Linked DNA regions of Homo sapiens: region 1 is linked to region 2. A link is an interaction called in ENCODE POLR2A ChIA-PET data of the cell type or tissue named here. Cell type or tissue: HCT116. All regions are shown on one strand. Each heading gives the region's core, and the rest is flanking DNA. Links, peaks and the distances in the headings are about the cores only.

Region 1 (12,828 bases), core at 4,075-9,074, 120 kb after region 2:
GGGCCTTGGTCCTTCACCCTGCTTTTGTCACTTTCCCTTGAAAGCCTGTCCTCCAGTTCCCGTAACGAAGTACCACAGACTGGGTGGCTTAAAGCAGAAATGCATCCCCTCCCGTTTCTGGAGGCCAACAGCCTAGGACGCAGGTGTCAGGAGGGCTGCGCTCCCTCGGGAGGCCCTTCCCGCCCTTCCCGCCCCTCCCAGCTCCGGTGGCCAGTACGGCCTCTGCCTCCCTCACTCCAGCGTCCCTGGCCTCTGTGCCTTTCCCGCTGGCATGAGGACGCTTGACACTGTGTTTAGAACCCACCCGAGGCCAGGGAGGTCTCACCCCGAGATCCCAACCTTAATTCCATCTGCAAAGAGTAAGTTCACACTCTGAGGTTCCGGGTGGATGCATCCTGGGGGGCCACATTTCAACCCACTCCCAATGCCAGGGCCCTCAGCCGGGGCTGCCCCTCTGCCCCGGCACTGCCCCTGCCTCCCCAGGGGTTGCATCCAGCCCCCAGTGGCCTCAAGTCAGTTTCCCGGGGAAGCTGTGGGGAAAGTGCACCTGCAGAGGGGACACCCTGGGCAAAGGCCAGGGGGCAGGGCTGGGTATTCAGGGTCCTGGCTGTGCACCTGCTCCACTCTGCACGGGTGGCCTTCCTTGCCATGGATGTGAAGGCTCCAGGCCTCAAAGGCAGGGGCTGGGCAATGGGCGGCACTGGCCACAGGCAGGGCCCAACCCAGGCCGGGCATAGAAAGGAGACACCGCCTGTGGACCTGAGGGCCTGGGAAGCCTATGGAGGGAGCGTCCCCAGCCCCTGAGGCACAACCAGGGCCAGGCTAGGGTTTCTCGAGCTGGTGCCTGCACTGGGCCCGGGCCTCCCCAGCCTGGGCCAGCCCGGGCCAGCCCATGGCCCAGCTCCCAGGGTGCTGCAGAAATGTCCTTTTGTTGGCTGAACAAAGCAGCTTTGAGCTGGGCCCTTATCTCAGGCCACACTGAGATGGGCTGGAGCCGGCTAGCCAGCCTGGAGGGGTGCCCCCAAGCAAGGAGAGGCAGAGAGAGGCTCTCCAGGGATGCAGCAGGCCCATCAGATAAGGCCCTAGGCAGGCACAATGGGCATGGGTAGGCACAGGTGAGTACAGGTGGGCACAGGCAGACACAGGTTGGCACAGTTGGGCACAGGCAGGCACAGGTGGATGCAGACACACTCCATCTCTGCCCCACCCTGCCAAGCACTGTCTTGGCTATCGAAGGCCCCAGGTGGCTCAGCGTGGCTGGGAACCCAAGGAGGCATAGGTGGGCTTCCCTGAGCTGGGCCAGGATAGTGGGGGGTGGCCCTCCCTCAGTGACAGGTGCCCAGTGGGTCAGGGGCAGCTCATGCTTGGCCCATCCCTGGGTCTCTCTGGAGACGAAGCACCTGACTCCAGGCACCTTAAGGGCAAGGCCAGGAAGGTGTGGCTGGCAGTGTCCCCTTTGCCCACCTATGTCTCAGGGAGCTGAGAGGCCTCAGAAACACACGCTGCCCTGTCCTGCTGTCCCAGGACCCGTTTCAGGCTTCCACGGTGCATGGTGCCTACCAGGAGAGACTCAAGTGCAGAAGAACAGCCACAGGGGCCAGTGGGCCACACGGCAGGCCTGGCCCCACCTGTGACACGGGTGGCAACCTTCCCCAGGAACATCCAGTGCCTCCTGCCTGCAACAGCCCACAGGGCACTGGATACAGAGGCGGTCAGTTGGTTCCTATGCCATGAGGCTCCCTCCTTCCTCCCTTTTTCCTGTCTCCCTACCTCCCTTATCTCTGTGTCTGGTGTACAGCTGGGCTCAGACAACATCTGTTGAATAAATGGATGGACGAATGAGTGAATGAATGAGTGAGCAAATGAGTGAGTGACTGAATGAGTAAGTGAATGGGTGAGTGATTCAGTGAGTAAATGAGCAAGTGAGTGAGTGAATGAGTGAGTGGGTGAGTGAGCAACTGAATAAGTGAGAGTGAATGAGTGAGTGTATGAGTGAATGAGTTTGTGAATGAGTGGGTGAGTTAGTGAATGAATGAGTGAGCAAATGAATGAATGAGTGAGTGAATGAGTGAGTGACTGACTGAGAGTCAATGAGCGAGTGAATGAGTGATTGAGTGAATGAGTGGGTGAGTGAGTGGGTGAGTGTGTGGGTGAGTGAGTGACTGAAGGAGTGAGCAAATGAATGAGTGAGTGAATGAAAGAGTGAATGAGTGAGTGAATGAGTGAATGAGTGAATAAGTGAGTGAGTGACTGAATGACTGAGTGAGTGAGTGAAGGACTGAATGAGTGAGTGAGTAAATGAGTGAGTGAGTGAATGAGCGAGTGAATGAGTGAGTGAGTGAATGAGCGAGTGAATGAGTGAGTGAGTGAATGAGTGAGTGAGCGAATGAGTGAGTGAATGAGTGAGTGAATGAATGCGTGAATGAGTGAGTGATTGAAGAGTGAGAGAGTGGGTGAGTGAGGGAGTGAATGAGCAAGGGAGTGAGTGAGTGAGTGAATGAGTAAGTTAGCGAGTGAGTGAGGGAGCGAGGGAGTGAATGAGCGAGGGAGTGAGTGAGTGAACGAGTAAGTGAGCGAGTGAGTGAGCAAGTGAATGAGTAAGTGAGCGAGTGAGTGAGTAAGCGAGTGAATGAGTGAGTGAATGAGTGAGTGAATGAGTGAGTGAATGAGTGAGTGAGTGAGTGAATGAGTGAATGAATGAGGGAATGAGTGAGTGAATGAGTGAGTGAGTGAGTGAATGAGTGAGTGAGTGAGTGAGTGAATGGGTGAGTGAGGGAATGAGTGAGTGAGTGAATGAGTGAGTGAATGAGTGAGTGAATGAGTGGGTGAGTGAATGAGTGAGTGAATGAGTGAGTGAGTGAACAAGTGAATGAGTGAATGAGTGAGTGAGTGAACGAGTGAGTGAGTGAGTGAACGAGTGAATGAGTGAGTGAATGAGTGAGTGAATGAATGAGGGAATGAGTGAATGAATGAGTGAGTGAGCAAATGAGTGAGTGAGTGAATGAGCAAATGAGTGAGTGAGTGAACGAGCGAATGAGTGAGTGAGGGAATGAGTGAGTGAGGGAATGAGTGAGTGAGTGAATGAGTGAGTGAATGAGTGAGTGAGTGAATGAGTGAGTGAATGAGTGAGTGAGTGAATGAGTGAGTGAGTGAGCAAATGAGTGAGTGAGTGAACGAGCAAATGAGTGAGTGAGTGAACGAGCGAATGAGTGAGTGAGTGAGTGAATGAGTGAGTGAGGGAATGAGTGAATGAATGAGGGAATGAGTGAATGAGTGAGTGAGTGAATGAGTGAGCGAATAAGTGAGTGAGTGAACGAGTGAGTGAGGGAATGAGTGAGTGAGTGAACGAGTGAGTGAGTGAGTGAATGAGGGAATGAGTGAATGAGTGAGTGAGTGAATGAGTGAGCAAATAAGTGAGTGAGTGAACGAGTGAGTGAGGGAATGAGTGAGTGAGTGAACGAGTGAGTGAGTGAGTGAATGAGTGAGTGAACGAGTGAGTGAGTGAATGAGTGAGTGAACGAGTGAGTGAGTGAATGAGTGAGTGAATGAGTGAGTGAGTGAGTGAACGAGTGAGTGAGTGAGTGAGTGAACGAGTGAGTGAGTGAGTGAATGAGTGAACGAGTGAGTGAATGAGTGAGTGAGTGAATGAGTGAGTGAATGAGTGAGTGAGTGAATGAGTGAGTGAATGAGTGAGTGAGTGAATGAGTGAGTGAGTGAGCAAATGAGTGAGTGAGTGAACGAGCAAATGAGTGAGTGAGTGAACGAGCGAATGAGTGAGTGAGTGAGTGAATGAGTGAGTGAGGGAATGAGTGAATGAATGAGGGAATGAGTGAATGAGTGAGTGAGTGAATGAGTGAGCGAATAAGTGAGTGAGTGAACGAGTGAGTGAGGGAATGAGTGAGTGAGTGAACGAGTGAGTGAGTGAGTGAATGAGGGAATGAGTGAATGAGTGAGTGAGTGAATGAGTGAGCAAATAAGTGAGTGAGTGAACGAGTGAGTGAGGGAATGAGTGAGTGAGTGAACGAGTGAGTGAGTGAGTGAATGAGTGAGTGAACGAGTGAGTGAGTGAATGAGTGAGTGAACGAGTGAGTGAGTGAATGAGTGAGTGAATGAGTGAGTGAGTGAGTGAACGAGTGAGTGAGTGAGTGAGTGAACGAGTGAGTGAGTGAGTGAATGAGTGAACGAGTGAGTGAGTGAGTGAATGAGTGAGTGAACGAGTGAGTGAGTGAGTAAGTGAACGAGTGAATGAGTGAATGAGTGAGTGAATGAGTGAATGAATGAGGGAATAAGTGAGTGAATGAGTGAGTGAGTGAATGAGTCAGGGAGTGAGTGAGAGAATGAGTGAGGGAATGAGTGAGGGAATGAGTGAGTGAGGGAATGAGTGAGTGAGTGAATGAGTCAGGGAGTGAGAGAGAATGAGTGAGGGAATGAGTGAGTGAGTGAATGAGCAAGTGAGTGAATGAGTGGGTGAGTGAATGAATGAGTGAGTAAATGAGTGAGTGAATGAATGAGCGAAGGAGTGAATGAGTGAGTGAATGAGTGAATGAGTGAGTGAATGAGTGAGTGAGTGAGTGATTGAGTGAAGGAGTGAGTGAATGAGTGAGCGAGCGAGTGACTGAGTGAAGGAGAGGTAGGGGTGAGGGAGGGGAGGCCCAGGCAGGGGCGGGTATTCCCAGCAGGATGTGCTACCTTCTAAGCGGGTCTTGGGTTGGGCCCCAGAGGCTGCAGGTGAGCGCAGGGGAAGAGCACTGCCTGCAGGAGGCTCACCCTGCTGGAGGTCCCGGTTTGAGGCTGAAGCCTCAAACGGTCTGGGGGCCTGGCCGAAGGCAGAGCTGGGCAGACACCATCCCTGCCCTGCCAGGGCTGCCCTGGGCCCCAGGTGGCTCAACACAGCTGGGAACTGAAGGAGGCACCTGGATTTTGAGGGAGACAAACTGCGTGGGTCCTGTCTGAACAGGCTCATTTCAGCACCCAGTGTGTGGGGCAGGGCCCCCATCCCCGGCCATGCTCAGTGGCCAGAATGAGCCCTGAATCGGAGCTAAAGGCAGAGGTGAGGGTCCCAGAGACCCCACATCTCCTTCGGAGGCCAGGCGCCTGGCCCCAGTGTGGAGCTCCAAGCCCCTCCCCCAGCGCCCAGCCACATCCCCTGGGAGGACCAGGGGCCCTGTGATGTGGGGCCACCACCCTCCCCCTGACCCCTGGCATTCAGCCAGGTGGGAGAAGGCCAGCTTGTTCCTCCTGTGGTGCCCCGCCCACATGTCCCTCCCCAGGCTGGGGTGGGCGCAGCCTCATTGGAGCAAACAGTTCCTTCCTTCTTGCCCGTGACTGGGGTCTCAATGTTTCCCTTGCCTCCCATGGGTCCCCCTCACTTTCCCACAAGCACTTATGGCATAAAAATAACTTCTTTGGGAATGGCAGTCCCTGCTGGGCTCATGTGGGCCCCCAGCCTCGGGGACCTCTGACTACAGGCCCCGCCCCAGGCCAGGCCCCTGAACGTTGCTGGGTGGGGAGAGTGCTCCCCAACAGAGCTTCCCGGCTGGGCTTCCTGAGAAGCTGCCTGGTCCAGGCTGCAAACTTGCAGGTGAAGGTCTGCCCCACGGACCCCGGGGAGTGGGATGGGAGGGCGGCCCCTTCCAGCCTCTTCCTTGTCACATTTTACACTCCAGGTTGATGGTGTTCTCAGGGGACATGGCTTGGGACTGACAGCCTCACCCTGTCACTTTGAATCTTCCCGCTATTGTGAATCAGAGTCCCACAGACACAGCCTCCCGCCAGGAAATCAGGGTTCCCCAGCGCAGGGCTCCTGGGCCACAGCGGTGGGGGCGCCCGGCGGCTCGACTGCTGCACCACAGCGGGCTCAGGTTGTATCTGGCTTTTCAGAGAACGTCCCTGCCTCGAAGTTCTCATCACTCAGGAAGAGAAATAGCTAGCCAGCTAGCCCCGGTGTGGGGAGGGGCCCAGAGCCTGGCTCATGCCCCGAGGCCACCCCCACACCCCACCCTCTGGGCCTCAGTGTCCCCCGGCCGTGTTTGTGGGGATTTCAGCAGGAGGTGCTGTCTGGGTGTTTGGTATCCGGGAGGTGCCAGGCCAGCAGCGCAGCGCGATGACTGCATGGTCACGATAGGGATGCCTACGTGCCACACACTCCCATGCTGGAACCGTCAGAGCTGGCTGGTTTCCACCTGTCCAAAACCATCTTAACCAAAGCCCGCGTTCTTGCGCAGATTTACCTCCAGTTTATGGGATTACTTCTTTAGATGCAATCAGCATTTTCTGGAAGACTGGGAACACTTACGGGTCTTTTTTTTTTTTTTTTTTTTTTTTTGAAATGGAGTCTCGCTCTGTCGCCCAGGCTGGAGTGCAGTGGCGCGATCTCGGCTCACTGCAAGCTCCGCCTCCCGGGCTCATGCCATTCTCCTGCCTCAGCCTCCTGAGTAGCTGGGACTACAGGCACCCGCAACCACGCCCGGCTAATTTTTTTGTATTTTTAGTAGAGACGGGGTTTCACCGTGTTAGTCAGGATGGTCTCGATCTCCTGACCTCGTGATCCACCCACCTCAGCCTCCCAAAGTGCTGGGATTACAGGCGTGAGCCACCGCACCCGGCCTTACACTTATGGGTCTTGAAGTCAAAGGAGCCCGCGGTGATGCCGCCAGCACCTGGGGTTTGTCCGAGCCCCGCAGCTCCTCCGGCCCTGGAGCCTGGGCGCTGCTCGCTGGGATCTCTGATCCAGTCTCGCCTCTTTTTGTGTCCATCCGCAGACAAATACCTGTTACGTTCTAGGTGCTGAGGACACAGCGTGAGAGAGAAAAGGACAGACACCTCCTTCTTCCTGGAGCCTGGATGGGGCCGACAGGCACGGGGGAAGCCTCAGCCACTGTCTACTCAGATTTCCACACGCCACTGCCAAGTGGCCTCCTGTTCTCTGTGTCTGTGCCTCCTCTTCTACCTCTTAGAAGGACACCTGTCACTGGATTTAGGGCCCTTCCAGGTACTCCAGGATAATATCATCTGCTGGAGATCCCTACCTCGATCACAACTGCGAAGACCCTAATTCCAAGTAAGTTTCCAGCTGGGCTTTGCGGCGGCTCACACCTGAAATCCCAGCACTGTGGGAGGCCGAGGCGGGCGGATCACTTGAGGTCAGGAGTTCAAGACCAGCCTGGCCAATGTGGTGAAACCCCGTCTCTACTAAAAATACCAAAATTAGCCGGGTGTGGCGGTGGATGCCTGTAATCCCAGCTACTCAGGAAGCTGAGGCATGAGAATCGCTTGAACCCGGGAGGCGGAGGTTGCAGTGAGCCGAGATCGTGCCACTGCACTGCAGCTTGGGGGATAGAGTGAGAGTCTGTCTCCAAAAACAAACAAACAAACAAACAAAAAAACAAGTTTCCATCTGCACATCTGCAGGTTCCGGGACTTGGGAGGTGGACATGGCTCTTGGGGGCCACCATTCACCATTTGGCTCACTGCTCTGGGGAACAAAGGCCCCCAGTTACTCAAGGGGAGTGAGGGGAGTTCCCAGCAGAGCGCTGTGAGCCAAGGGTGGGAGGCCAAGAGGCAGGGACCACTGTGTCCTCTGGAGTGGACGAGGGGGCACTGAGGAGTGGATGAGGGTGTGGCCCTCCTGACAGCCCAGCCTCCGCTGGAAGTGGGGACCCGAGTCCCGGGCTCTGCCCTCTCCTGCCACCCCACAGGGCCTAGGCCAGCCTTGCCACGACCCTAAATCTTCTCGCTACTCCTGCCCTCACCTCAGCCTCTCCGGAGACAGCCTCCTCACCACTACCCTGGCCCAAGTGGGGAAAGCCCCACCACCCTGGGCTCCCAGGATGAGTCAGTTCCCCTCTCCTTGCCAGGCCCAGCTGGCAGTGAGGTCCTTGGCCTGGCACAGCACCTCATGTGCAAACACGGCTTGATGAACGGGCAGGAATGAAGCTTTGGGAGGGAGACTGAACGAGGAGAGAGAGAAGCATGTGGTGGTGAAAATGGAGGGAAGGCAGGGGGCTGGCAGGGGGCTGGCAGGGGGCTGGCAGGGGGCTGGGTGCAGCCCCAGATCTTGTGGAGTCCGGGCCCCAGGCTGGGCAGGCTGGGCAGGCTGGGCCCGCGGCACCTGTTTTTGCACACAAGGCCTGCCCTGACAAGGTGTCCTCTGCCGGATCCCGGGTGACTGTGCCTGTTGGGGGTCCTGCCAGGCCACCCGGTCACCTCCACACCCTGTTATGTCTCTGCAAGCATCGGTGTGTGACAGCGACTGGCAGAGCTGGGCAGGCAGGAGGCCTCTGTCTGGACCCTCAGCCTCTGCCTCGGCTCCTCTTCCAGGTGGCTGGACTTGCTCCCTGATACCCCCAACCTGCAGACACGCGGCCTTGGATTCAAGTGGGGCTGGGCTCCTCGGCCTCTGCCAGGCCACCCCACCCTCCCCCAGCTCCCAGCAGAGGCCAGCAGCCAAAACACTGCAGGCCAGCAGAGCTGGAGATCAGCAGACCCCAGAGGTGTAGACCTCCCGGCTCCAGACCTGGTCCTCCCCGCCCCGCTGGTGGTGCGGCCTCAGGCCAGTCCACTGCCTCTCCGCGCCTTGCCCTTCTCGCCAGGACTCAGGCCCAGCCTTACGAGAGAGGGTAAAACCAGACAACAACGGCAGGTCCTCCACCTGCACCTGGCCCCTCGGACTCCACCTACACCCGGCCCCTCGGAGGTGCCCAATAAACTCCGGTGCTGACGGTTGTGCCTGACACCCCCTGTCTCCTTTTGTGATCTTCCACAGATCACGCTGCTGCTTTGTGCCTCAGTTTCCCCATCTGTACCACAGGGGGCTGGATCAGACATCGCTGAGATCTTTGTAGAGCAGCACAGCTCCGTTGCTGATGTTCTAAGTAACCAAATTGTGTCCCGGACGCTGAGGTGTAACAGCCTTATCAGGGCCGGGCGCGGTGGCTCAGGCCTGTAATCCCGGCACTTTGGGAGGCTGAGGTGGGTGGATCACCTGAGGTCAGGAGTTCAAGACCAGTCTGGCCAAGATGGTGAAACCCCATCTCCATTAAAAATACAAAAATTAGCCAGGCGTGGTGGTGCATGTCTGTAATCCCAGCTACTCAGGAGGCTGTGGCAGGAGAATTGCTTGAACTGAGGAGGCAGAGGTTGCAGTGAGCCGAGATCACACCACTGCACTCCAGCCTGGGTGACAGAGCGAGACTCTGTCTCAAAACAAACAAACAAACAAAACAAAACAAAACAAAAAGCTGCCTCATGAGGACAGACTCGGCCGAGCAGTGGCAGAGCGAGGCCTGTTCACAGATGGGTGTTAGGAAAGGGAGGATGTGGCCCGGCGCGGTGGCTGACGCCTGTAATCCCAGAACTTTGGGAGGCCGAGGCGGGCGGATTACCTGAAGTCAGGAGTTTAAGACCAGCCTGGCCAGCATGGTGAAACCCCGCCTCTACTCAAAAACTACAAAAATTAGCCAGGCATGGTGGTGGCGCATGGCTGTAATCCCAGCTACTTGGAAGGCTGAGGCAGGAGAATCACTTGAACCTGGGAGGCGGAGGTTACAGTGCGCTGAGATCGCGCCACTGCACTCCAGACTGGGCAACAAGAGCGAAACTCCGTCTCAAGAAAAAACAAAACAAAACAAAAAAATCCCCACAGTGGTTAAAACAGAGTGATACTGGCACAAGAATAGGCACGAAGACCAACGGCGCCGAGTCCAGAAACAGACTCAAACAGATAAGGAATGTGGCATGTGACAAAGACAGAATGTCAAATCAGTGATAAAAACAGATCATTCAAAAACCCCTCCACACCTGGGAAGCCGGGGAGCCATCCAGAAAAAATAAAGTTGAATGTCTCACACCTCATACCAAAATAAATTTCAGATGGATCTGAGATTTCAATGTAAAAAATAAAACCACAAAGTCTAGAAAGCAACAGAAGATGCATCTTTAGAAGCTTGAGGCGAGACCTTCCTAAGCATGATGCAAAATACAAAAATCCAACACATAAATTTTTAAAAATAAATTCAATTCCATAGGCTGGGCGCGATGGCTTATGCCTGTAATCCCAGAACTTTAAGAGACCGAGGCGGGTGGACGTTTGAGTTCAGGAGTTTGAGACCAGCCTGGGCAACATGGAGAAACCCTGTTTTTACAAAAAAAAAAAAAAAAGCAAAAATTAGCTGGGCGTGATGGCACATGCCTGCGGTTTCAGTTACCCAGGAGGCTGAGGTGGGAGGATCGCTTGAGCTCAGGAGGCAGAGGCTGCAGTGAGCCGTGATCACACCACTGCCCTCCAGCCTGGGGACACAGCAAGACTCGGCCTCAAATACATAAATAAATGAATTCAACTCCATAAAATAAAATTTCTGCGTAGCAACAACCACATTAAGCAAAGTCAAAGTCTGCTGTTTAGGCAAGCGGGGAAATTCCTTGTGAACTCTATCCCCCTCGAAGGGCTGAATTCTCTCATTTAGAAAGAGCTCTAACAAATCAATAATGAGGTTATAATCCAGCACAGGGAAAAAATGGAAAGCAAAGAATACGAACAGAGCATTCACACGAAAGGAAAAACAAATGCTCCATAAACATGCAAAAAGATGCTCCCCCACTCTTTTTTTTTTTTGTATGTGTGAGACAGAGTCTCGCTCTGTCCCCCAGGCTGGAGTGCAGTGGTGCGATCTCAGCTCACTGCCACCTCCAACTCTCGGGTTCAAGCGATTCTCCTGTCTCAGCCTCCCAAGTAGCTGGGATGACAGGTGTGTGGCACCGTGCCCGGCTAGTTTTTGTATTTTTAGTAGAGATGGGGCCGCGCCATGTTGGCCAGGCTGGTCTTGAACTCCTGACTTCAGGTGATCTGCCTGCCTCGGCCTCCCAAGTGCTGGGATTTCAGGCGTGAGCCGCCGCGCCTGGTCCTCCACCTCCTTCTTGGTGAGAGAAATGCAAACTAAAACGGCACTGACAGCGTGTTTCCTATCAGGTTGGCCATGGCTTTGATTACATGGTGTTGTCTGCACCGGGAGGAGGCAGGGACCAGCAAGTGTTGTAAGTGGTTGCACTCCCTACAGAGGGCAACTCGGAAAAATCTCTCAGAAGGACGAATCCTTTGACCCTGCTTCGAGGAAGTCGTGCTGCCTGTGGTGATCTTGGGGACGAGGTCATTGCAGCGCAGCTCCTTAGCTTCTCAGGAAAAACCTACATACTCATCGCTGGCCTGTGCACGCCACACAGCACAGCAGAATATTCGACGAGCAAAGAAAAGACCGAGGAAGGAGGTTTTCGGGCTGTGATAAGGGACTGTCTCTAAGTTCCACGTTGCAGGTGAGAAGGGAGCCGTGCCCACTGGTGTCCAGAGCTGGTGAGAGAGCGCAGAGCGGGGCGGAACGCAGAGACAGGTGCCCAGGGCAGGTGGAAACTCAGCATGCCTGCAGGGCCTCATGGGGAAGGGCCCACCGGTTGCTTATTCACTCATCCCACACTGCTGCACTGGGCAGACAGAGCTCAACCCTGCAAGGTAGGCCCTGTGCTCTCAAACTCAGACCTTGGCAGAGGGACAGGGTGACAAGCTGTGGGTGATGACAATTTCCTGTGACAAGGGCAATGCTGTGAGGGGCCAGACCCAGAGGAGGCTGCACTGAGCTGGAGGGAAGGGAGTGGACCACGCTGAGGCGGGAGGTCCGACAAGCCAGCCCCCTCCACCCGAAGGGAGTTCCCAGGGTCTGAGCTTCAGGTCCAGAGATGCGGGAGGGACAGGGAGGTGGGACAGCCCCTCCCTCCGGCCTGGGCTGGGGCAGCTTCCAGGGCCGCGTTTCTGGGGACGCTGGCCTCATTCATCAGTGTCTTATGTGCATGGCCCTTCATCTCTGGGTACACCCGCCCTGCAGAAAGGCACTGGCTCTGTCTCTGCCTCCTGGCTATGCTGCCCTTCCCCAGAGGGAAGGACAATGGGGGTAGAGAGGAGGTGGGAAAGTCTGGCGGGGACCATTGTGTGAGGCCCTGCATGTTTGCATAGTGAGTGCCTTGACTGCTGAATGGACACAGGCATCCCAAGAATGCTGGCAGAGCCCACCAAGGGGCCGGCCCCGCACCCCCAAGCCTCTGACGCTTGCTGTCACTCGAGCCTGTCAGCACAGAGGGTAGGGAGAGATGAGACTGGCCAGGTTTAAGCACCAAGTAGGAGTCATCAAGAGCTGCCAAGCACAGTGGTGCCGGTTGTAAACTGCACAATTCCCGGGAGTGCCATTGACCTGGGTGGCTACAACTGCCAGCAACCCTGTAGCCACTCTGTTGGCCTCAGTGGTCTCAGCAGTAAAATGGCACAGGAGACCCCGTCCTGAGAAGGTATCTGCTTTCAGCCCAAGGTGGGGAGGGCGTGGGGGAGATGGGAAGCTGAGATGGGGCAGAAGGGGACAGAGGAAGGGAGGAAATCCACTAAGGACGTGAGAAGGGCGAGGCCTCCTGACCGACAGGCCGAAGGCCATGTGGGCGGCTGCATGGGGTCCATCGTGCAGACCTTCACTCTGGGCCAGCGCTGGGGCTGTGAGCTCGGCCAGCGTGGGGAGACTGCCAGCAGCTCAGAAGTCCCTGCGGGCTCCTAGGACCTGGTTCCTGTTCCCTCCAAGGCCTTTCAGATTCCCCAGCAAACCCCACAGGACAGCAGGGAAGGGCCAGGGTGGAGGGGACTGCAGGGACTTGAGCTGTCCACACGGGGAGGAGGAACCCGGGGGAGGCTGCCCCGGCCTACATTTGAAGCCATGGCCTTCACTCCAGGAACCCCAGCTCACTCAGAAATGGGACTAGGAAGGGCTGTTCTCAGTGGGGACAGCCAGGAAGGACCAAGTG
Region 2 (10,109 bases), core at 663-5,662:
GGTCATGCAGACACCCGTTCCTGCTGGGCTCCCCACTAGCCCCCAAGCCCCATCTGGTAGGAACCACCTTGCCTGTCTCTGTCCCCGTGCTGACCACCGCTGATTCCATACCTCAGCAGAGGGGTGGAGGCATGTACATGCACGCACGCACACGCTCTCACACGCAGGCGCACGCCAGGGCTAGCTCCCTCACGCCCACTCATGCACACACACTCCTTCCGGAGAGCTCACTGACACGCACAGGCACACACACGCGCACACACACACGTGCACACACACACACCCTGGGGCTTGCTCAGCTCTGCTACGAAGGGCCCCTTGGGCTCAGGCCGCTGACCCTGCGGCTCCTGACGCTCCCAGTCCAGAGTCCCCTTGGCCTCCCCCTGAGCCTGGCTGGACTTCGGCCTGATCAGGGTCCCTCAGTGGAGCTGTGACCTTCTTTTCCTCCCTCTAGAAGCTCCTGAGAGACCAGCAAGGGTGTTGAGATAAGGATGGAGGAAGGAGGAGAAGGGAGAGGGAAGAGGGGAAAAGAGAGGGATGATAGGAGGGGGAAGGAGGAGGGGGAGGGGGAAGGAGGAGGGGGAGGGGGAGGAGGAGGGGGAGGGGGGAGGAGGAGGGGGAGGGGGGAGGAGGAGGGGGAAGGAGGAGGAGGAGGGGGAAGGAGGGGAGGGAGGAGGGGGAGGGGAGGGAGGAGGGGGAGGGGAAGGAGGCCAGGGAGGAGGGGGAGGGGAGGGAGGAGGGGGAGGGGAGGGAGGAGGGGAGGGGAAGGAGGGCAGGGAGGAGGGGGAGGGGAGGGAGGAGGGGGAGGGGAGGGAGGAGGGGGAGGGGAGGGAGGAGGGGGAGGAATCTTGCAATCTGAATAAAAACATCTTTGGGCCTCATTTGCGCCCCAGGCCCCCCAGGCTCCGCCAGGCTGGGGGGTGGAGGTGCAGGCAGTGGTGGAGAGCTGAGTCCTGGACTGGCCTAGGAGACCCCAGTCCTGGCTGCACGGCCTCAACCACGTGACTTGGAGGGGCAGCTCCTCCTCTTGACACCCCAGCTGTTCACCCGCACAGCCTGGAGCCCACCCTGCTGTCGGGGCTGCGGTGAGAATCTGCTGAGGGCCTGTGTTGCAGGGTCTGGTGTCGCCCAGGGAAGTTCTGCACCAGGTCGAATCTCCAGGCCTCCTATTGTGTTTTAATCACAGTCTACCTGTCTAGACCTAGTGTGTCCTACAGGGTGTGCGGTGGCCAGGCCCCAGGGGGCCCCAGGGACCCTCACCTCCCAGCATCTGTCACCTCCTGCCCTCCCGTGGGCTTCTGGGCTTGGTCTGTGCAACCCACAGCCCTTGGTGGGAGTGTTGGTGTGTGGCTTCCTGGGCGCCCGGGGCCCCTCGGCGGGGCTGGTTAGAACCGGTGCTGTGGCACAGACAGCAGCTGGTGCCAGGTGGCCCTGGCCGGAGACACTCAGGGCACATGGACGTGCAAAGACAGCAGGCGGCCGAACACCTGTCACCGTCCCATGTCACGTAAGGGGAGCAGTGCACATCGGCACTGGCCGTGTGAGCCCGTGGTGTGTAAATTCCTCCAGGGAACAGGTTCACCAGCCCTGCGGAGAGCCGTGCGTGCAGCTGGCACGGGGGGTCCCTGAGAAGATCCTGGCCCTGCTGTGCTCGACTCCGCGGGGGACGCTCAGCCCTCCTCGACAGAAGGTGAGCCTAGGAGATGGAGCAGGATGCACAGAGGGAAGGGGGGTTTCACCTAAAGCTCAGACGGATCAGGACCCGGGTGCCTGCCTGGGGGGACGTGTGGGGCTCCCCCACAAGGCCGAGCTCCCTGAAGGCAGGCTTTCCCCAGGGGGTGCAGCCTACCATGACCCTGGGCCTGTGGGGATGGGCTCCTGACCAGCTGTGGTCTCACCAGGCAGACACTGGGCTCCTGCCAGGCCTCTTGACCATCTGTCTTGCGGGCTAGGACACATTCTCCTGGCCCGCCTGGCTTCTGCCTGCTTATTAAGAAGGTGGCGTGAAAACAGAGCCACCTGACGTCGCCCCAGGGCCGCAGCCAGGTGCTCTCAGCAGGGTTCTCTGGGAGGCTGGGGAGGAGGAAGGCCCAGGGCCCGGGCACTGTGCCCAGCCAGGCCCCACAGTGCTGGGCAGTGCAGTGTGCTGGCAAGAGAATGTGTCTGCCTTTATTTATACAGGTGACTGAGCAACAACAGGGCGAGGTTAATGTCATTTAAAGAAAGTGTTTTTGTTTTTGTTTTTTTGAGACAGAGTCTTACTCTGTTGCCCAGGCTGGAGTGCAATGGCACGATCTCAGCTCACTGCAATCTCCACTTCCCAGGCTCAAGCGGTTCTCCTGCCCCAGCCTCCCAAGTAGCTGGGATTACAGGCACCTGCCAGCATGCCTGGCTAATTTTTGTATTTTTGGTAGAGACTGGGTTTCACATGTTGGCCAGGCTGGTCTCGAGCTGCTGACCTCATGATCTGCCCGCCTTGAACTCCCAAAGTGCTGGGATTACAGGTGTGAGCCACTGCGCCCGGCTGGAAATGAATGTTTAGAGTGGAAGATTGTATCTGTCTTTACACCAACACACTCATAAAATATAATTTTCAATGTATTTTTATCAAGGAAGGAGCCCCTGAAGGCAAAGGGCCCGGGGCCCCCAGGCATCGCGCCCTGTGCGGAGGGTCCTGGCCATTGAGCAACAGCAAACTGGGGGCGCCGGGGATGCGGATGAAGGACACCCAGAAACTGGCAGGAATGGGGAAGGAGAAAGGAAGAGAAGGGAGGGAGGGAGGGAGGGAGGGAAAACTAATTCCCCAAGCCCAGAAACTACGATGGGTGGACTTGCAGAGGGGAGGAACTTCAGTGCACCTCAAACGCTCGGAGGCGCCTGTGCAGCTCCAGTCATGCAGGCAGAGCCGCAGTCTCAGGGCCGCTCCATGCTGGTTCCCACTAGCGGCCCGGGGGCACCCACTGCTCGGAGGACGCACCCCGTGGGTGGGGCTGGGAGGCTCCTGCCTGGCGCTGCTGAGTATTGGAGGGGCCGCGGATTCCTGGGGTGGTACCCGCCCAGCCCAGCGCTCATCAGAGGACTCGGATTGTGCGGAAGGTTGGAGCATGGCAAGTGGCAAGTGCCCCTGGGGACGCTTTAAGGACGAAGGATGGTAGATCCAAAGGCGTGACCTCCTGTGGGCTCCCGCGTCTGGGGCCACATGTCCCCCGTCATCCCTCCGTCCCTCTGCCCTGTGGCCTGGCGCTGCCTCCACCCCACCCCACCCTACCCCATCCCGGGGCCTGTCCACCAGAGGGCAGTGCTGCCCAGCCCTTCGCAGAGGCCTTGGGGAGAATCCAGGGGCGGCCTTGCTGGACTTGGCCCTAGGCTGGGGAAGGGGTCGCCAGCTGAAATACAGGACACCCAGTTAGATCTGAGTTTCAGATAAACAACAAATAACATTTTTTAGTATAAGTATGTCCCCATATTACACGGGACACGTTTATGCCAAAATATTCTTCCTTGCCAATCTGAAGTGCAGATCTAACCTGAGCCCTAGGTTTTTGTTTTGTTTGATAAATCTGGCAACCCTGCCAGGGGCAGCACAGGTGACCTGCAGGCTCTCGGAAGGCGGCTCCCAGGAGCAGGCAGGGCTGCAGTCAGCTCGGCAGGGATGGCCACCGTCTGCCACACCTGCCCAAGGCTGTGACTCAGACGGGGCTGTGACTCAGGCAGGGTGCGGCAGGGCGGGGAGGGTGGGAGCTGGGTGGCTGAGCTGCTGGACCTTAACCCTCACCTCTTACCCAGAGGCAAGAGGACCTGACCTACTCACCTGCACTCAGGGCTCTTGTGCTGAGGCCTTGGGGTGGTAAGGGGCGTGGTATAGGTCAAAGGCCAGAGCCCTGTGTCCTCTGCTCCGGAAGGCACGGCTGCAGGTGTAGTTAGTGTTGCTGACACCCTCTAGGCTTGTGCAGTGCACAACCTGCACAGCTGGGCTAGGCGCCCGGGGCAGCTCCTCTGGTTCCCTCCTCACCCAGGTCCTGCCCTCCTCTCTCTCTCCCTGCCTGCCGTGCGCCCGCCCTCACTGTGGCCTCTGGACTCCTGCTGGAGTCTCCTTGATGACATTTAAGTCACAGCTCCACCTGGAATTCAACTTGGGCTCAGACACCCCAACCCTCTGGGATGGAAAAGAAGAAAATGGAGAGTGTGGGGCAGACGCCGGCCGAGCCGAGGGCAGGTCAGCACAGCCTCATGTCCGGCAGAGGGTGTCCAGGTTCTTGGCATCATGAACAAAGAATTGGACAAAATGCACAAAGCAACGGAAGAAGGAAGCAGCAAAGGCAGAGACGTGTGGAACATGAACGCGCACTCCACAGTGCAGTGGGAGCCGGGCTGAGCACAGGGGGTCGGGAGCCCTGTTACAGAACTGCCTGGGGTCTAAATATGCTCCAGAGGTTTCCACTGGTTACTTGGTATATGCCCTATGTAAACGGAGAGGTTATTTCCTGTTGTAGCTGATGTGTTTCCATTTGATTTTGTTCTACGGAGTCAGCGTGAAACAGCCTTAGGTTCCCAGGCTCCAGATCCTCTTCTCCTCCCTCACTGGGTCCCAGTCATTGCCCCATTGTCTGGATCTCGGAGGCTGCCCCTGGTGCTGGCTGAAGCCCAGCCACCATCCCCGAAGGCCGCTCCTTCCCAGGATGTCCAGAGGCTCTCGGTGCGTCGTTTCCCAGGTGGCCCCTGACGACTGAGGGCTCCAGGCTCTGCACAGTCCACGCTGCCACTGGGATCGGAAGGGCGGATTCCTCCCTCCTTCCGTCACTCATTCACTCACCAATGGGGCACCTGCCATGGGCCAGGAGCAGAGTAGAGGGTGTTGGAAGCGAACCCACGGGTGGGCGGTCGGGTGGGGAGGGAAGCCCGCCTGCCTCTGCCCACAGGAGCCCAGGCCTGACACGGCCCCAGGACACAGGCCCCTGCCCCACACGGCAGCACGGATGCCCACGGCCCAGGCCTGGCATGGTTCAGAGGAGGACGTGGACACCAGGTCCACTGGGGGCTGCCTGGACACCCTGGAAACTGTGTGCACCACCCGGGTGGCCGTGGGAGTGCGGCGCTCAGCCTGAGAAGGACCCAGCGTCGGAAGCCCCTGTAGGCGCCAGAGCCGGCCCTCGGACGCTTCACCAAAGGAAGCTGCAGCCTCGTCTGGGCTCCGACGGCCCTTCCTGGAGGTCTTGCCGTTTCTCTCATTTGGTGGAAGAGGTCACGGCCTGTGGCACCCAGGCCCCGGCTTTCGATGCTGAGCCCCGAACCCCCGGCCTCAGCCTCATCTTGCCAAGAGGATGATCCTGTGGAAAGGTGAAGTCGCTCCCGAAATTGGGGGGCGGCTCTGAGCCCCCAGTTGGGTTTGCTAAGGCTTGGACCGGTGCTGCCAAAGGCCCTTCCGACCACATCATGGGCAGGGCGCAGGGCCAGAGCCAGGGCCACCCTGCAAGAGCCAAGCCCCTGGACACCACTGCCGGTGGGGAAACTGGGGAAATAGGTGCTCTGGAGGTATTTGGGGGAAGGGTGAAGGAGGAGCCGACTGCAGCCCAGGCCCCCCTGCCCCCGCTTGCTGGGGTTGGGACCTCGGCTCCTCTGCCCCAGTGGGATCAGCTGCTCCAAGCCCCGCCACAGTCGGGAGGCCCTTGGAGGGGCTCAGGGAGCAGAGCCCGCTGTGGTGGGTGGGGCAGCCTTGGTAGTGGAGGGGGCTCCTGAACCGCCCATTCTCTGGGGCACTTGCCTCCCTCCTGTGCCCTAGGCGAGATACCAGAGGAGGGGGCTTGGAGGCCCTAGGCCTGATTGGACGCCGCCCTCAGCAGTGAGTAAAAAGCCATGGGGTGAGGCCGAGGCTGGGGGCTGGGCCTTCATCCCTGCCTTGCTTGGGCTGGCCTGGGCCGTCCCAAGCCTCGGTCCCACTGAATCATCACACGCACCCTGCACGAAAGGGAAACTGAGGCCTAGAGAGGCAGGGCTGATCCAAGGTCACCCAGGGTCTCCTCGCTGGGTCGGGCTGCCTGACCCTGACCCTGGGCTCTTCAGCCCCACACCACACCCCTCTCGGACTGGGACCCAGGCACCCTCTGGGCCTCCGTGGTCCTGTGTGAGCTCCAGCCATGGCTGCGTCAGAGGCCGGAGCTCTGCGTCTGCTCTGGTACTTCCTGCCACGGAGCCCGACTTGCCCGGGCTCCCTGCTCCTCAGAGGCTCCACTTAGACACAGGTGTGCTGGGTGCGAGAGGCCGTGCATAGGGCACAGCTGCTCTGGGCAGGGAAGGGCTACTGCAGTGTGGGCCCCTCCTCCCTGGGCCGTCTCCTCCCTTCTGTCTCCTGATGCCTCCCCGCCCCTGTCCTCTCCATCCACCTCTGTCCTCTGTCTCCCAGCCCAGACATCATCCTGGCAGGAGAAGGACCCTGTGGGGTGTGCTCTGCCCCTCACTCCCACCCCAGCCTGTGACCTAAGAGCTCCGGATGGGACATCCAAAGGCGTGACCTCCTGTTGGCTCCTACATCTGGGGCCATATGTCCCAAGGTCCCACGTGCCCTGGCCAGCGCCCCTTGGAGCCCTCACCCGCCCTCCCTGACTCCCTAGGGAGAGTGTGGACCGCCCCGCCTGCTGCAGAGGTCTGGGCAGCCAGCCCAGAGGGCTCACCTCATCTATTTTTAAGCACAAACCCATGAAAGATTCACAGGCTGCTTTATTTACAGGTGGTGGGAATGGCATTGCGCCCAGCACACCCACCAGGAGGCCGGACAACCCGTCGGCCAGGGTACGCTCTGCCCGAGAGCCCCAGGCATGCCCGGCTTGGACCTCAGCCACTCTGTGCAGGCTGAGGTCCCGGCATAGCCTGGCCTCCCCGTCCAGCCCCCAAGCCAGGCTTTGATGTCCTCCCTGGAAGGAAGGAGCCCCTGAAGGGTCCAGCCCGAGGCCCAGCTGTGCCGTGGCTGCCCCCTGGCCACACGTCCCCGTGTCTCCAGCTGCCGAGAAGCTCTCCCCTTCCCTGGCTCTTGTCCTGGTGTCTCTCCGGGGCAGGTCTTTGGGGAGAGGCCTAGTCAGGCCCATGTGCCCCGCCAGCCCGGCAGCTGCCTCCTGTCACACACTGGGCACGGCGAGCGTCACGTCTCCACTTTACAGATGAGGAAACCGAGGCTCTGGTGCCTTGGCTAACTCAGGGTTTAGGTTTAAAGCCAGATGGACTGGTCTTCAAAGCCCGGCTGCCCTGCCCCTGCCAGTCCTTCCTGGGCCACACAGCACTGGCTTCATCTCTGCTTCCTGGAATTGGAGAGGCTTGGCTGGTCCTTCCGTCCTCACTCGCTCCCTGAGCTGTGTGGGCTCCCCGGGCCTCAGCAGCCGGTGCCAACTCAGCTCTCACTGTCACCTGGTGTCATGCGCTGTCTGGCCGGGTCCCAGCAAATGCCCAGGAGGACTCTCAGCTGTCCTTGGGTGGGTACAGCCGCACGGCCACCACCGGCCCAGCACTCCCTGCCCCTGGTAGCTGAGGGCATCTCAAGGGTCAGACAGGGCGCTGGCCATCCCTACACAACAGAACCAGGCTCCCAGTCCCTCACCACACTCTTGGGATAAACCCAGCAGAGCCCATGCCAGCCCTCCCTGGGTGAGAAGCACTCATTTTAGAGAAAATCTCTTTTCTAGGCTGGGCGCGGTGGCTCACATCTGTAATCCCAGCACTTCGGGAGGCCGAAGCGGGCAGATCACTTGAGGTCAAGAGTTTGAGACCAGCCTGGCCAACATGACAAAACCCTGTCTCTATTAAAAATACAAAAATTAGCCGGGTGTGGTGTCGGGCGCCTGTAATCCCAGCTACTCAAGAGGTTGAGGTAGGAGAATCTCTTGAACCCAGGGGGCAGAGCTTGCAGTGAGCCGAGATCACGCCACTGCACTCCAGCCTGGGTGACAGAGCGAGACTCCGTCTCAAAAAAAAAAAAAGAAGAAGAAAATCTCTTTTCTTGGCATCTCTGCCAGCCCATAAGATTCTCTGGAGCTTTACTTCTAGAAACAAATAATGTGTTAGCTTCCCAAATGTGGCATTATATTAAAATACACAGTACTTCCTCATCACTCCCCAAGTCCCTGGCCCGCCTCCTCTTGGATCTTGTCGGAGGAAAAGTGGACGTTTCTCTCAACACTTCTGCAAGGTGCAGAGAAGAGGGAGGAGGTGAAATTAGGTCTCACCCTCTTCAGGAGAGCAGTGGGCAAAACCCCACCTTGTCTGGGGAGGCAACAGGGTCACCGTGTGCTGCCCTGGCACTGTTCCTGCCAGCCCTGGCAGGAGTCTTCCGGCTCAGAGTCAGCCTCTTTTCCTCTGTCACGTCCCGGCTGTCTGGTGTTCACCCTTGAGAGCCTCAGTTTTCCCTCTGTAAAATGGGGATGCCTTTGCTACTATGGAAAGTGTGTGCTGAGCACCTGCTATGTGCCAGACATTGGCCTGAGTGCTGGTCGCACATGGTGCACAAAACAGATGAGGCCCCACGGGCTCCATTCCGGGGGGAGGAGAGGAGGGAGAGGTGTCCAACACACACACAGTCACCTAGGGGTGCAGGAAGATGGTGGCCACCCTGGAAAGGTCGGTGGGCTGGGAGGTAAAGGACAAGAAGGGGGCTGGCATGTAAAGCCCCTGGACAGGCCTGATGGTTGTGAGGACTGGATTCCACAGCCAGGGTACAACCTGCTCGGGACCTGGGTGCACAGAGCCTCCAGCTGAAGGTGCTGTGAAGCCCCACTCCTCCAGGAAGTCCACCTGGGACCCCAGCCCACACCCCCGCATCCCCCAGCTCCCGGCAGCGGCACTCCTGTCTGCAGGGTGCACCCACCTCATCTGCCCTGGAAGATGAAAACCCCGCAGCCGTCAGCAGCCACCTCTCAGCCTCTCAGAGGCACAGCAGTGCAGCTCTCAGACCTCCCGGCTGCGGGGTGTGCAGTTCCGGCTCCAAGCGTGGAAAGAGGTCAAGCCAGGCCCTCCAAGCTGATTCCAGATGAAGCCCATATGGATCTGGAAGGAGACTGGGCTGGAAAATGCTCTCCTGGGTTTCGCTGTAAGATGCCTACAGGCCTAAGGCAAAAGGATGTGTCTCCACTTTCAAGAAAAGCTGGGACCGCCTGGGCAGGGGCTGCTGAGCCCAGGCAGCGAGACCCCACGTCCTTCAGGACCGCAGTTCCCCATTCATTTGAAGAGCAGTTTCTGTATTTGTCATTCTCTCAGTACAGTTTGGGGGGTGGTTACAATGTTCAGGGAAATGTTTTAACAGCTCAACTCTGCATCTGAAAAAAGAGGGGCCGTGCTCCCCTGCTGACCCGTTAGAGCGCAGGGCGGCCAGCACTCCCGCAACTGCAGCAAACCCAAGAGTCCCTATGAGGAGGGACCCCAGGAAACTGCTTTTCAATCTCCATCTGCTCCCTGAGGTGGGACGCCGGGTGGGGGCCGGGCCAGGTGACTGCTGCCCTTGTCCCAGCTGCACCTTGCCCTGCCACGCTGGCCGTGCTGCCAAGCGGATGTGAACGCCGCCACCTGACACCCACCTCGCCTGCCCCCGGAGCGTCCCTGGTGACAAGGCTACTTCTGGCACCCAGGGTGGGGCAACCCAGCCCCGCCCAGACACACGCCCCAGTTGGCCTGCGCGCCCCCACGAGTCTCCCCGCAGGGGACCGAGAACACCCTAAGAGCCAGGCTTTCTGCCAGGTGGCCACTGGTCACTCGGGGGCGGTTCCGGCGGCCCTTTGCGTGGCCACCGGCCTGGCACGGGCGCATCCCCGCTGGTTTTACGCCCTTGGGGAGCTGTGGTTCTGCGCGCGGGAGCCTGTGGCTGCCCCGGCAGCGGGGGGAGGGGGCACCGGGCGGGGCAGGAGGCCCAGACCATGGGGGGCAGCGCCAGAGCCCGAGCCACCGGCAAGCCATGATGGGGGGGTCCCCTGGGACCGGGAGGGTGGGAGCAGAGCGCCAGAGCCTCGGTAACCTGGCAGAAGGCTGTGGGGAGGGAGCGTGGAGGGGAGGTCCGGGCCGGGTGACCCAGGGCGGGAAGGGGGGGCCGTGTCGGGGCGGGGTTGGGGACAGTGGCGGGGCGGGGCCTGGTGAGG

What was found. Peaks named below come from ENCODE experiments on the same cell type or tissue, not always from the same donor. Only the 100,000 strongest peaks of a DNase experiment are listed, where the experiment ranks them.
Region 1: POLR2A ChIA-PET joins it to region 2 with 10 read pairs; 1 of 35 experiments calls an interaction of 5 or more read pairs at or near these places.

The regions. Positions count from the first base shown.
Region 1 is chr9:136,571,456-136,584,283 of GRCh38, reverse strand. LOC124902311 (a long non-coding RNA gene) reads left to right here and starts at 6,607. Exons shown (of 2, transcript XR_007061866.1): 1 at 6,607-7,060; 2 at 8,320-8,732. RefSeq lists enhancers at 4,968-5,494, 7,535-7,654, 10,317-10,843, 10,844-11,370, 11,371-11,897 and 2 more. In HCT116, for the core only: no CTCF peak of the experiment used is centred there; DNase peaks (open chromatin) are centred at 4,763 and 6,113; H3K4me3 peaks cover 2,769 bases; H3K27ac peaks cover 2,768 bases.
Region 2 is chr9:136,687,560-136,697,668 of GRCh38, reverse strand. No RefSeq gene overlaps it. Among named protein-coding and RNA genes, the nearest start is that of AGPAT2, 5.2 kb to the right of the region's middle. RefSeq lists enhancers at 1-70, 71-581 and silencers at 9,486-9,565, 10,036-10,109. In HCT116, for the core only: a CTCF peak has its summit at 3,294 (motif pointing right); DNase peaks (open chromatin) are centred at 2,058, 3,328 and 3,668; H3K4me3 peaks cover 2,062 bases; H3K27ac peaks cover 2,861 bases.